Linked DNA regions of Homo sapiens: all the other regions are linked to region 3. The links are chromatin contacts, found by Hi-C or POLR2A ChIA-PET in ENCODE. All regions are on one chromosome and are shown on one strand. The core of a region is the stretch at or near the end of the contact, and the rest is flanking DNA. Distances in the headings are between cores, read along the strand shown. Region 1 overlaps PIK3CD (phosphatidylinositol-4,5-bisphosphate 3-kinase catalytic subunit delta). Region 2 holds the start of PIK3CD-AS1 (PIK3CD antisense RNA 1). Region 3 holds the start of UBE4B (ubiquitination factor E4B). Region 4 holds the start of SLC25A33 (solute carrier family 25 member 33).

Region 1 (2,931 bases), core at 42-2,541, 330 kb after region 3:
GCCTGTAATCCCAGCACTTTGGGAGGCCAAAGCAGGTGGATTGCTTGAGTTTGAGACCAGCCTGAGCAACATGGCAAAACTCTGTCTCTACCAAAAAAAAAAAAAAAAAAAAAAAATTCCAATAAATGAATCAACAGCAATTTTAAATTAAATTAAATGTTTTAAAATTCCATTCCTCACACTGTCCACATTTCAAGTGCTCAAGAGACACATGTGGCATAACCTACGATCGGTATAACCACACCATTAACTTTACTAAATATCACCACACTGTCCTCAAGACGGTGGTGCCCGTCAGCAATCTCAGAACTGTGGTATGGAGATCAATCTCCAGATATTGGTCAACACTTGGTATTGTCAAATTTACTCATTTTTGCCAATTTGATGTGAATGAAATTATCTCGTTTTAATTTGCATTTCCCTGATTTTCCATAAAACCTTTATTTTCTACAAATAGCCTACTTACTATAAACTTTGCCCATTTTCCTGTGGGGTTACTTAATCTTTTTTAATGCTTTGTAGGATTTCTTTATATATTCTAGATTCCATTCCTTTGTTGGTTGAATGAGCGGGAAATATTTTCTAATCTGAGTCATCTTTTTGCTTTGCTTATGGTGTCTTTTTGGTGAGTAGAAGGTTTTTTGTTGTTGCTGTTTTGTTTTGTTTTAGGAGACAGGGTCTCACTCTGTCATCCAGGCTGGAGTGCAGTGGCGCAATCACAGCTCACTGCAGCCTCAACCTCCCAGGCTCAGGTGATCCTCCCAACCTCAGGCTCCCAGGTAGCTGGGACTACAGGCGTATGCCACTACACCCTTTTTTTTTTCCTTTTTTTTTTTTTTTTTTGGTATTTTTAATAGAGACTTTAAAAAAATATATGTTTTTAGTAGAGACTGGTCCCAAACTCCTGGGCTCAAGTGATCCACTGGCCTCAGTATCCCAAAGTGCTGGGATTACAAGCATGAGCCATCATGCCCAGCCTGGTGAGTAGAAGTTTTTAATGTTGATGCGGTCAAATTATCAATCTTTGCCTTTATGATTTATGATTTTTATTCTTTAAGCAAAGACTTCTCTACTTAAAGATCACATTCTCTTGGATTTTAAAGACTTGTAAAAACAGTTGAAAAGAAATATTTGGTTGAAGGCAGGTGTTGATTGGGTGGCAGCGCCGGCTGGGCCCAGGCCTCACCGTCAGCTGGACCCCAGCTGCCCTGAGGAGCGAGAGCTGCACATCTCTAGGCACTGCCACTGCTGGTCGCCACTTCCTCCAATTGCAAAACCACATCCTACTTTGGGTTCCTCTTGCTGAGAATGGCCAAGCCAAAGTCTTCCTTTTGTTTCAAAACTTGGGGGACCGGCTGGGCGTGGTGGCTCACGCCTGTAATCCCAGCACTTTGGGAGGCTGAGGCCAGTGGATCACTTTGAGCTCAGGCATTGGTGACCAGCCTGCGAAACATGGTAAAACCCTGTCTCTACACAAAATACAAAAATTAGCCGGTCATGGTGGCTCACGCCTGTAGTCCCGGCTACTTGGGAGGCTGAGGCTGGAGGATTGCTTGAGCCAGGGAAGTGGAGGTTGCAGTTAGCTGAGATTGTGCCACTGCACTCCAGCCTGGGCAATAGAGTGAGACCCTGTCTCAAAAACAAAACAAAACAAAACAAAGCAAAACAAAAAAACAACTTGGGAGAGAGTCAGGAATCCTGGAGAATCCACTTATGACATGAAATGGGCTTTGACCATGGGCTTTGAAAGTCAGGGGTATCTTTGGCCACTCAGTCTGGTGAGGCCCAAGATGAGCACATGAGGCATGAGCTCCCAGGGACTCCAACCCACAGCCTGGGTTCCAGGAAAATACACCCCTCACTCTCCTGCCCCTTAGCACTCTGGAAATGAAGTCTTCAACTACACCTTACCTAAATGGGATGTAGGGAAATACTTTCACAGAAAACCTCATTCCTAATACAGAAAGTATCAGACTGGTCTGCACAGGACATCAAATGCCAGGTCCTGTCACCAGTGAGACAGGACAGGAGAAAGTGGAAGTGCCTTCCGTCTCTCTGGGCTAAGAACCTCTCTCTAGCACAGTGGCCAACCAGCCCTAACTCTTCCCTGAATGAAGCCCAGAACCATAGCTCTCTGATATGTACAGGACAGAGATGCCAGTGAGTACAGGGACTTCAGAAATGCCCCAAGAACGCAAACCAGTACAACTGCTTTGGAAAACTGTTTGACAATATCTACTAAAGTTGAACATGCCTATGCCCTAGGACCCAGCAATTCCGCTCCAAAGTACACACCCCAGAGAAATGCAAATACATGTATATTTATCAAAAGACACGGGCAAGAGTGTCTATGGCATCACTATTCATGATGGCTCCAAAGTGGAAACTTCCCAAATGCACATCAACAGAATGGGGAATGGCAAAATAATGTGTGATACTCTTTCTGAGCAGAATGTTATATAGCAATGAGAATGAGCAGTCTACAAGTCCACACAACAGTATCGATGACTCTCACACACATAAAGCTGGGCAAAAGCAGCTGCCCACAAAAAAAATATGTGTTCATGATTCCAACTGTACAAAGAAACAAACACAGGCAGAATTAATAAATCTATGGTGGCAAAAGAAATAGGGGTTACCCCAGGTTTGGGGGAGTGACTAGAAGGGCGCATGGGAGGCTTCTGGGTGCTAGTAACTTTACGTTTTTGTTGGTTTTTTTTTTAATCTGGGAGCTGGGGACTTTTCAAAAACTCAACACACTCAGTCCAAGTGGTTCGGATAAGCTGACTTCACCCCTAGCTCCCTGGATAGCCTGAGACTCAGACACAGCCAATCAGGGGCCTGAGTTTGCCCAGGCCATGGGGATTGGCTTGGAGGTGGGAATGAGACTTAGGCGCAGCCTATCACTACACGTTATCTCCCTGACTATAG
Region 2 (2,992 bases), core at 254-2,753, 380 kb after region 3:
ATGAGTGAAACAGAAGCCAACCGAAATACCACTTTGGAAATGCCACACCCTTCACTCTGATCACTCCCCCTGTGCTCAGAATGTAATAGGAAGGCCGCGCATGGTGGCTCACGCCTTTAATCCTAGCGCTCTGGGAGGCCAAGGTGGGCAGATCACCTAAGGTCAGGAGTTCGAGACCAGCCTGGCCAACATGGCAAAACACCGTCACTGCTAAAAATACTAAAAATAGCTGGCCATAGTGGCGCACATCTGTAATTCCAGCTACTCAGGAGGCTGAGGTGGGAGAATCGCTTGAACCTGGAGGCAGAGGTTGCAGTGGGCCGAGATCACACCATTGCACTCCAGCCTGGGCGACAAAGCGAGACTCCGTCTCAAAAAAAAAAAAAAAAAAGAAGAAAAAAGAAAGAAAGTAATAGGAAAAGGGACCCATTTCCAGGAGCCCTGACCCTTATCCGAGGTGGTAAGGTTGTGACTTCTGGGGAGGGAGGGGAGTTTCACGCATATCCAGCCAGTGCAGCTGGAAGGGGAACTTTCACAGGCCCTAGGGACTGTGCTGGCCCTCAGGGAGGGGAGAATGGCCGTTATTTTGGTAGGACCCACAGCAAGTCACAGTGTTTAGCTGCAATAAAAAAGGGGGGGGGGCGGGGGGTTCCTGGGTTTTTTATTTTTTCCATCTTGAAACTGGCAGCATTTCTGCTATGATTGCCGGGGATTTCCACCAACCAAACTAAAGACAACTCAGTCTTAGCGTTAACTGTAGGGAGAGAGGTGGCGTTTTGCCACCTTCGCTATTTATGAAACACTGTCACCGGTACCAAGATGACAATATTTTCCTCCCTTTCAAACAAGCCAGGCTCTGCCATCCTCCAGTGGATAGGGCCCTTCCTTGTCTCCTCCATCCCGGGGTACTGCTTCTAGACCATCTTCTCTAACAGCTTTGCTGAAAAACACACTTGTCCCCTGGGGAGTAGCTGAAGCCACCCTCCTGGCTGAAAGAGCTTTTTTTTCTTTTTTTTTTTTTTGAAATGTAGTCTCACTCTGTTGCCCAGGCTGGAGTGCAGTGGCACAATCTCAGCACACTGCAACCTCCACCTCCCGGATTGAAGCGATTCTCCTGCCTCCACCTCCCAAGTAGCTGGGATTACAGGTGCTCATCACCACGCCCAGCTAATTTTTTTTTTTTGCATTTTTCGTAGAGACAGATATTCACCATGTTGGCCAAGATGGTCTTGAACTCCTGACCTCAAGTGATCCGCCCACCTCGGCCTCCCAAAGTGCTGGAATTACAGGCGTGAGCCACCGCGCCCAGCCTGAAAGAGCCTTCTGAAGGTCCCACGTTAAGGAAACATTTGCTGGGGCCCCAAACCCCACCATCAGGCCCACACCGGCAGCTGGCCTCAGGGAGGGCGGGAACTGCTCTCTACACAAAAATGGTTTTGAAAATAACCCAGCCAAAGGGGAATTGCTTCATCCGTTGCACATTCACTTCTCCCTTTCACTGTGCAATTTAAGTAAAACAAGATGAAGCAGGAACCGACTCTCACCATCCCCACTCCCACCTCCATGAATTCCATCGGACAGTTGTGCGAAAGCGGGCTGGCTTTCGCACAACCATTGGTGGACTGTCTGTCCTGTAAGCCCCCCAGGGGCTGATGCCCTCCCAGTCTGCCTGCCCTGTTCTTAGCACAGCCCCTGGCACCCCGTGTGATCTCAGGAAACACTTGCTAAACATGGTATCGGAGGAGAAACGGAGCCCACAGCTTAGTGCAAAGACCTGGCGGCGTGGACTGAGGCTGCAGAAACGCAGAAACGCGCTTTTCCTGCCAGAAGGGGACATCTGCGTGGTCGGGAGTACCTCTGGGGCACGTGCCCTAATTCCAGAAACATCTAAGTGAGTAGTGTGGCCAATGTAGTCTGTTTCTGAACAGGGGCTGAAGGGCGGGGGAAGTGGGGCTCAGAAGGAGGCTAGCTTAGTTGTCTCTGGAGCAGGCAACTGGGTTGTTGTATTATGTTTCTCAGAGATGGGCTCTTGCTCTGTCACCCAGGCTGGAGCGCAGTGGCACTGTAATAGCTTACTGCAACCTTGAACTCCTGGCTTCAAGTGATCCTCCCGTCTGGGCCTCCCAAAGCACTGGGATGACAGGTATGAGCTACCGCTCTCAGCCACAACTGGGTTTTAAGAGCACTCCTCCAGCCCACTCCAGTGTCTTCCATCATTCTGTGAAAGCACCAAAAGAGGACCAAGCCCAGGAAGCCGCCAGCAGGCCTCTCACCAGCCAAGATGGCTGGAATCCTAATATCAAGAAATGAAACTCCAGCAGGCCATGGAAATGCTAAGGGGTTGGCATTTCTGCTCTAGAGAGAGCCAAAGAGAAAGCTCTATTTATATCTCCTTGCGTTTGGTCGCAGCCTCATCAACCAAAAGAACCTTCCGCCCCACTCAACACATCAATCAAATTGGGGAGGGGGTGTGAACAGCAGCAGCGGGTGTTACAGAGGAGTCTCAAGGGTATCTTAGAGGGTGCCTCTCTGAACAGTCGTCCCCTCCAAATCCCCCCCAAGAGAATTACTAGGACATTCTCCTTCCCCCGCAAGCAACGGCACCCCCAGATGATTAAACGCGCTGGCGTCGGAAAGAGCTGGGATCCTGGAGAAACTACTTGTAAACTGTGTGGGTTGGTGAGTTATTTAACTTTTCTGAGCCTTCGTTTCCTTAACTGTAAAATGAAGACAACACCACTCAGCTCCTACAGTTGTCCAGCTGAAATCACCTAGGTAAGAACGACCAGTTCTTTGGGGAGTAATGTCCCGATGGTACCATTCAATTGTCAAGAACACCAAGGCACCGTCAGGCACCCGGGCGGTATCCCACTCTCCTGGAAGAGAGCAGGGGGTTAGCCCTTGGTTTCAAAGTCCCTAGGGAGCAGTAAACCTTCCCCTCCGAGAGCCCTGAGAGAGGAATAATTGCCCCTTCCCACTCCAACCCACGGCA
Region 3 (3,018 bases), core at 312-2,811:
GTACCCTAATTGCCACTGCTTTTTGGTTGTTTTTTTTTTTACAACAACCTAATTTATTAAACAATCTTTAAAACATCAAGAAGTAGATCTGTATAACTCCTTTAAGAAATGAGAACAGGAGAGAGTTTAGAAAGTCATTTGCTTCCACTTGCTTCCCGTTCAGTCTCTGCTACAGCAAAACACAAGTTTGAAAGATTCAAGAAGTAGGAAAAGATAGAATGTAACAGAAGAATGCCAGAAGTCATTAGTGGTCTATTAAGTACCAGAATATAACTGGAATTCTCTAAACTGTGGAGAAGATACATATTTTGTTAAATATCAAAGAATCTGTCTGTAAACCACCCCTCAAGCAAAAATATATGTTTAATCAAGCTTATACAGTGCAATAACCACACATATCTGGAATTTCAAATGCTTTCTTTAAAAATATTCACCCACCATACATTCTCATTCCATCCAAAATTGTTCTTTAAATTCCTGAAGACACAGACACACACACACTTTAACTTCATGTAAATCTCGCCCTTCTTGTTCGCATACCCTGAAGAAAAGAATAAACACCTCAAGATGCTCTCTCCTCTTGTTCATACCCTAAAAGAACACTCGGAAAGAAGCAAATGGAGTTCAGAATGAAGAAAGAAGGCAACAGAATAAAGGAGAACAAAACCAGAGACCCTATCGGGGAGTCACGTTATTCTTGGAAAATATCATCTCCGTTCCTTCTCCAAGCCCAAAGGCCAGACAGCACTGGCGCAATACCATCCCTGTCCAAAGCGCTAACGAGTTGCCAACTAATCCCTCAAGGTGTCCCCCAACCTCCTCACCTCATCAGCGCTCAGCTCCTCCATCGCTTTCCTCTTAATGGTGAAAGGCGTTAAGGAGAGATCCTTCTGTTCTCGAGACCACGGCGGGAGGAAGGAGAGTGGAAGGTGTCTATCAGGCTGTCTGGTCCCCCGAATGGGGGAGGTTTCAGAATTGCATAGTCAGAGGTTAAAAAATAAGAACACGAGAGGCACTAAACTGCCTTGGCTTCGGTCACTCCAGTCGCCCCACAGACTACTACAGCCGCTTGTTCCCTGAGCAGCCTCCTTTGGCCGCCACTGCTGCTGCTACAGGGTTGTCTTAAGGCGCCACTTATTACCCTCTGCTTCCCAGGTTACCCAGCTAGGCAGCGCGGTCTCCAGTTCGTCTCGTGCCCCGAGCCTGCTGTTTCTTCGTGATAGTGGCGCGGTAGCTGCGTTCCTACAGCAGATCCTGCTCTCCTTCCTACCCTTTGCTCCTGGCGGGAACTGGTCGACTGCAGAGTGGATACCCCGAGGTAAGGCGACCCCACAGCCGTCCTGGCAGAGCCCAGCACTGTAAGGGAAGCCCCTCCCCTCCCAAAGCAGGCCGGCCACGCCCCGCCTCCACGCCGGAGCCCGGGTAGGGGGGAGGGGGAGGATGGGATGCGCGTAGCTCTCGCTGGAAGAGTAAATCCTCCTACCCCTCCACCCCTACTCTTTCCCCCTCGCCCCACCAAGTATTATTCATCAAAACAACAGGGCGGCCATCTTTGAAAGGGATCACGTGACCCCCGTCAGGGAGGCGGGGCTTCTGGCGCCGGGACGTGGCAGCCAATAGGCCGCGGGCGCCGCGCCGCCGAGTTCCTCTCGCCTGCGTCCTCTCCCCGCCTCCGTCCCACCCCGTCCCGCGCAGCCGCGCCGGACGTGGGGAGGGGCAAAGGGAGGCTGGCGGCTGGGCGGGGCGTTGCCACGGCGACCGCGCTGGGGCTGCGGGCGCGGCGGGCCTGAGCCAGGTAGGCTGGCAAGGGGAGGGACGACTCCCAGACTCGCGTCGGGGAAGATCCACCAGAAGGTGGCGCTGGCCCGCGGCCCGGGGGCCCGCCGCGCCTCCGTTGTTCCCAATCGCCTGCTTTTCTGTGACTTGGGGGCCTAGAAACACCTCATCGCTCCCACTGGACTGTGCGCGCCCGCCGCCTAAGCGAGGGAAAAGAAAACGGAAAACGTCTCCTTGACCCCGGGAGCGTGATCTACCGTATTGAGCGCTCATTTTCTGAAACATCTGCCACACACTCTTCCACCTCCTCCAGGAAAGCCCAGTTGGAAGAAAACTCGAACACAAGAACTCCCATTCATTTTATTTTACCTTGGCCTTTTAGAGATACTTCCTGGGTTTTTTTTTTTTTAAGTGTGTTCAAAAAGTATTGGTAAAATTTGAAAGTATAAATGGATGAGAGACCCAAATCACTGAATTGTACACAGCAAATGCAAGGAAGACGTTTGGAGTCAGTGGGGGAAAACCATCCTCCGGTGCACAAGAATACAAATATTTGGCCGGGCGCGGTGGCTCACGCCTGTAATCCCAGCACTTTGGGAGGCCGAGGCGGGCGGATCACGAGGTCAGGAGATCGAGACCATCCTGGCTAACACGGTGAAACCCCGTCTCTACTAAAAAATACAAAAAATCAGCCAGATGTGGCGGCGGGCGCCTGTAGTCCCGGCTACTCGGGAGGCTGAGGCAGGAGAATGGCGTGAACCCGGGAGGCGGAGCTTGCAGTGAGCCGAGATCGCGCCACTGCACTCCAGCCTGGGCGACAGAGCGCGACTCCATCTCAAAAAATATATATATATGTATGTATATATATATTTATAAAATATAAATCTAAGTTGAGCGATCAAAGTAACAGTACCATGAAATTCCAGATTTTGCCGCTGACGAAGACTATAAGTGGATTGGATGGCTCACTAAGCCATAAAGACTGCATTCCAGAATTAAGAGTTACAATGTATTTGCTACATGCTTAAAATAGGAACCTGACTACTAGATATGTAAGGAATTTGTGAGTAAAAATATGTAAGGAATTTGTGAGTAAAAATAAATCACTGCTGGCTTTGCATATTATCTGCTCTCCAGGAAAGGAATTCTGTGTAAGCCAGAACTTGAACCCCTGGTGACATTGATGTTAAAAGTTTACTTTTTTTAACCTCATTATTGCCATCTAATTTACATACCATACAA
Region 4 (2,847 bases), core at 42-2,541, 490 kb after region 3:
ATCCAGGCTGCAACTACTCAAGCCAAGATGATCATCCCAGAATAAACTATTTTATGCAAAATATCCTACACTCAAAAATTCCTGTGCCAGGCCGATGAGGTCCTCAAATTAATACTCCAAATATCTGTAAGACTCCGAAAGGACCCCAAGCCACCGGCTGTGATAAAGGAAAAAAGAAAATTACTAATACTCAAAAATATTTTACCTTCTATTCTCGGCGGGAGGTGACAAGGGGAGGTGGCGAGGGGTACCATCTCCCTTCCTAACCGCAGAACTCAACCTCCTAAAAATGCATTGTCTCCGCTGGAAAAAAGGTGCCTGACCATAGACCTAATGCAGCTTTCAAAACAAGGAACACCTTACAATTCTGCGGTCTCTGGCGTTGGAAGCGTCTACCAGCCGGCGAGAAGTGTCTCAACACACCTTCCAGACCTCATATGAGTTCGGGTCCCTGGCTTAGCCACCCCGCGTGTGGCCGCAAGCATCACCGTTCACCAGCACCACCCAGGCCTTGCTGACGTCCAACGTCCGCAGACCTTTTTGCCCGTCCGGATGACCTCCCGCGCTGCCCTGAGGAACCTCGGGCACACCCGAGCATCAGCGATCCTACCACGGGCTCTGAGGCGCTGCGCTTCGGGAGAGGCCCCAGGAGAAGGGGGCGGGGGAGGGGGGGCCGCGCCACAGCGTCCAGGCTGGACCGCCGCCGAGCACCACTCACCGGCCACTGACTCTTCAGAATGGGGAAAAGCTGGGGACGCCGCGGGGAGGACGGGCGGCGGGGCACAGCCGCCCTCGGGGCTGCGGTCAGGACGTAGGGGTGAGGAAGGCCCGACCCCCTCCCTCGGCCCTGCCCACCAGTCCCCGACGCCGGGACTTCCTCCTCCCGAGCGCCGGCGCCGTAGCCCGGGGAAGGCCGGTAACCGCCGCGGGAGGCTGGGGCCGCGCCCGGGGCGAAGGCCGAGGGGACCGCAGGCGGTGGGGCGCGCGCGGCTGGGCCCGGGAACTCACCCGCCGGCGAAGAGGTGAAGCAGCGTGTTCTCCTTCTGCTGGCCGCCCGTCGCCATGGCCGCGCCGGCTCCGCGGCCCGTCGCCGCCCGGTGGCGAGAGCGCGTGGCGGCTCGAGGGATGCGCGAGGTCGCCGGGTCTTGTCTCCCCGCTGCCCTCAGGGGGCTGCCGGCAACGCCTCCATGCGCGCGCGGGCTCCAACGCCCGGCTCTGCTCGGCCCGCGCCTTCCGCGGCGTGGCCGCCGGCGCCTCACCGGCCTCTGCGGCGCGAGCCCGGCGGGGAGCTAGAGCCCGGCGCGCGGCCGTCACGTGGCGGGGGCCGGACCGTGACGTCACGGGCGCGCGAGTCTGGGGCGGGGCGTGACGGGGGTGTGGACCCAAATTTCGAGCGCTCATTGGTTAGGACGCGGATGTGGGCGGGGAGGTTGCGCAGTTCTGGGGCGGAGCCAGCCCCGAGCGAATGACTGGGGAGAGGGGCTGGCCTAGGCCGGAGCGTGGAGGCAGTGGAAACTGGCTGTGACTGACTGGTCCTCGCTCCTCAGAGAAGCCTCGCGAGGCCCTAGGCCTTGCCTTATTTTAAAAGTTTACTTTGTGATATTTACGTGTGCAAAAGGTGTACAAATTACGTGTTACATCTCACACCTCTGTACTCACCACCCCGTTTAGGGAAACAAAAACATAATCTAAAAATCTATAATCTAAACAGCCTTAGATAATCAGTGAGGCCCTCACGGTGGCTCACGCCTGCAATCTCAACACTTTGGGAGGCCGAGGCGGGCGGGCGGATCGCCTGAAGCCAGGAGTTACAGACCAACCTGTCCAAGACGGCGAAACCGTGTCTCTACTAGAAATACAAAAGTTAGCCGGACGAGGCGGCGCACCCCTGTCATCCCAGCTACTTGGGTGGCTGAGGCTGGATAATCGCTTGAGCCCGGGAGGCGGGGGCTGCAGTGAGCCAAGATCTTGCCACTGCACTCCAGCCTGGACGACAAAGCGAGACTCTGTCTCAAATAATTAATAATCATTATCATTATGTGGATTTTTGATCTCCCTATAAGTAGTAGTATATGCTGCGTATATTTTGCAGTATGCTTTTTGCTTCTTTTCTGATCATCTCCAGCCCAGACCTAGATATCCAAACTGCTTCTCTCAGCCTATGTCACTGGGTCATTGTCATACTCAACCTGACATCTTCTAATCTCCAGGTCTCCCCCAGATGGAGACTTTCCTGGCCGCCTTTGCAGCGCAGTCTGTCACACGACTATAGAACCAGGGCTTCTGCAGTTAGTTTGTTGATTTATTTAAGTTGTCCTTCCCATACAGGAATGTAAGCTTCAGGAGAGCAGGGACCTTATTTCTTTTGTTCACAGTTGTTCCTGACACAGTACCTGCCACCTAGTAATGCCCAAGGAGCTAATGAATAAAGGTCCCAAATTGAACTTATCATTCTTCCCCTCCCCCAAACCTGCTCTACCTCTATTTCCTGTCCTGGCAGTGACACCACTGACTGCACAGGCACCAGTGCCAGAAGCTTTCCTGTTACCTTGGACTATGTCTCTCTGTCTGTCTCTCTCTCAGCAGACCACCATTCACCTGCAGAACGTACCAACCCTTTCTCTTCCGTCTCTCAGAGCTCCGGAAAGCTGTACCTTGACCAGAACAAGCAGTTAGATGTCCTGTGTGTAAACATAGAGAGCTTAAGTAGGAGGGAATTGTGTGGAAACGTGGGAGCTAGCCAGCCAATCTGTATTTGATTGCTGGGACTCTTTAAATAAAAACAGCTCTTAGGAGCAGTCCTCCAAAATGCAAATACAGTGGTTACTATTAAAGCCATTGCTCCCA

The links. A loop is a pair of places that touch in the nucleus more often than their neighbours do. ChIA-PET counts read pairs that join two places held with the same protein, here RNA polymerase II (POLR2A). Pooled maps may share reads with other maps.
Region 1: a loop to region 3 is called in a pooled map, with 4 times the contacts of the local background. The contact joins the enhancer-like site here to the promoter of UBE4B in region 3. A Hi-C loop is called at or near these places in 1 of 168 maps with a recorded cell type or tissue (CD8-positive, alpha-beta T cell), 1 of 37 single-sample maps with no recorded cell type and 9 of 50 pooled maps. POLR2A ChIA-PET finds 5 or more read pairs at or near these places in 1 of 52 experiments (naive thymus-derived CD8-positive, alpha-beta T cell).
Region 2: a loop to region 3 is called in a pooled map, with 6 times the contacts of the local background. The contact joins the promoter of PIK3CD-AS1 here to the promoter of UBE4B in region 3. A Hi-C loop is called at or near these places in 8 of 50 pooled maps.
Region 4: a map of CD8-positive, alpha-beta T cell shows a loop between it and region 3 (20-fold over the local background). The contact joins the promoter of SLC25A33 here to the promoter of UBE4B in region 3. A Hi-C loop is called at or near these places in 4 of 168 maps with a recorded cell type or tissue (CD4-positive, alpha-beta T cell, CD8-positive, alpha-beta T cell and naive thymus-derived CD4-positive, alpha-beta T cell), 3 of 37 single-sample maps with no recorded cell type and 9 of 50 pooled maps. POLR2A ChIA-PET finds 5 or more read pairs at or near these places in 1 of 52 experiments (HEK293T).

What each region holds. Positions count from the first base shown.
Region 1 is chr1:9,703,236-9,706,166 of GRCh38, reverse strand. All of the region lies in intron 2 of PIK3CD (phosphatidylinositol-4,5-bisphosphate 3-kinase catalytic subunit delta), which reads right to left. Among named protein-coding and RNA genes, the nearest start is that of PIK3CD-AS2, 17 kb to the right of the region's middle. Within about 2 kb of position 1,291, at least 6 of the 41 ENCODE cell types and tissues checked have a DNase peak (open chromatin) inside an H3K27ac peak, as active enhancers do; they include CD8-positive, alpha-beta T cell, where a contact is called at or near this core.
Region 2 is chr1:9,653,097-9,656,088 of GRCh38, reverse strand. PIK3CD-AS1 (PIK3CD antisense RNA 1) reads left to right here and starts at 1,503. Exons shown (of 2, transcript NR_027045.1): 1 at 1,503-1,891; 2 at 2,046-2,992. All of the region lies in intron 1 of PIK3CD (phosphatidylinositol-4,5-bisphosphate 3-kinase catalytic subunit delta), which reads right to left. RefSeq lists an enhancer at 2,116-2,165.
Region 3 is chr1:10,031,501-10,034,518 of GRCh38, reverse strand. It overlaps UBE4B (ubiquitination factor E4B), which reads right to left and starts at 1,561. Exons shown (of 28, transcript NM_001105562.3): 1 at 825-1,561. The coding sequence starts at 848. RefSeq lists enhancers at 694-743, 1,135-1,789 and silencers at 1,304-1,523, 1,554-1,943.
Region 4 is chr1:9,537,909-9,540,755 of GRCh38, reverse strand. It overlaps SLC25A33 (solute carrier family 25 member 33), which reads right to left and starts at 1,291. Exons shown (of 7, transcript NM_032315.3): 1 at 1,009-1,291. The coding sequence starts at 1,064. RefSeq lists enhancers at 436-565, 1,232-1,526 and silencers at 636-995, 1,016-1,535.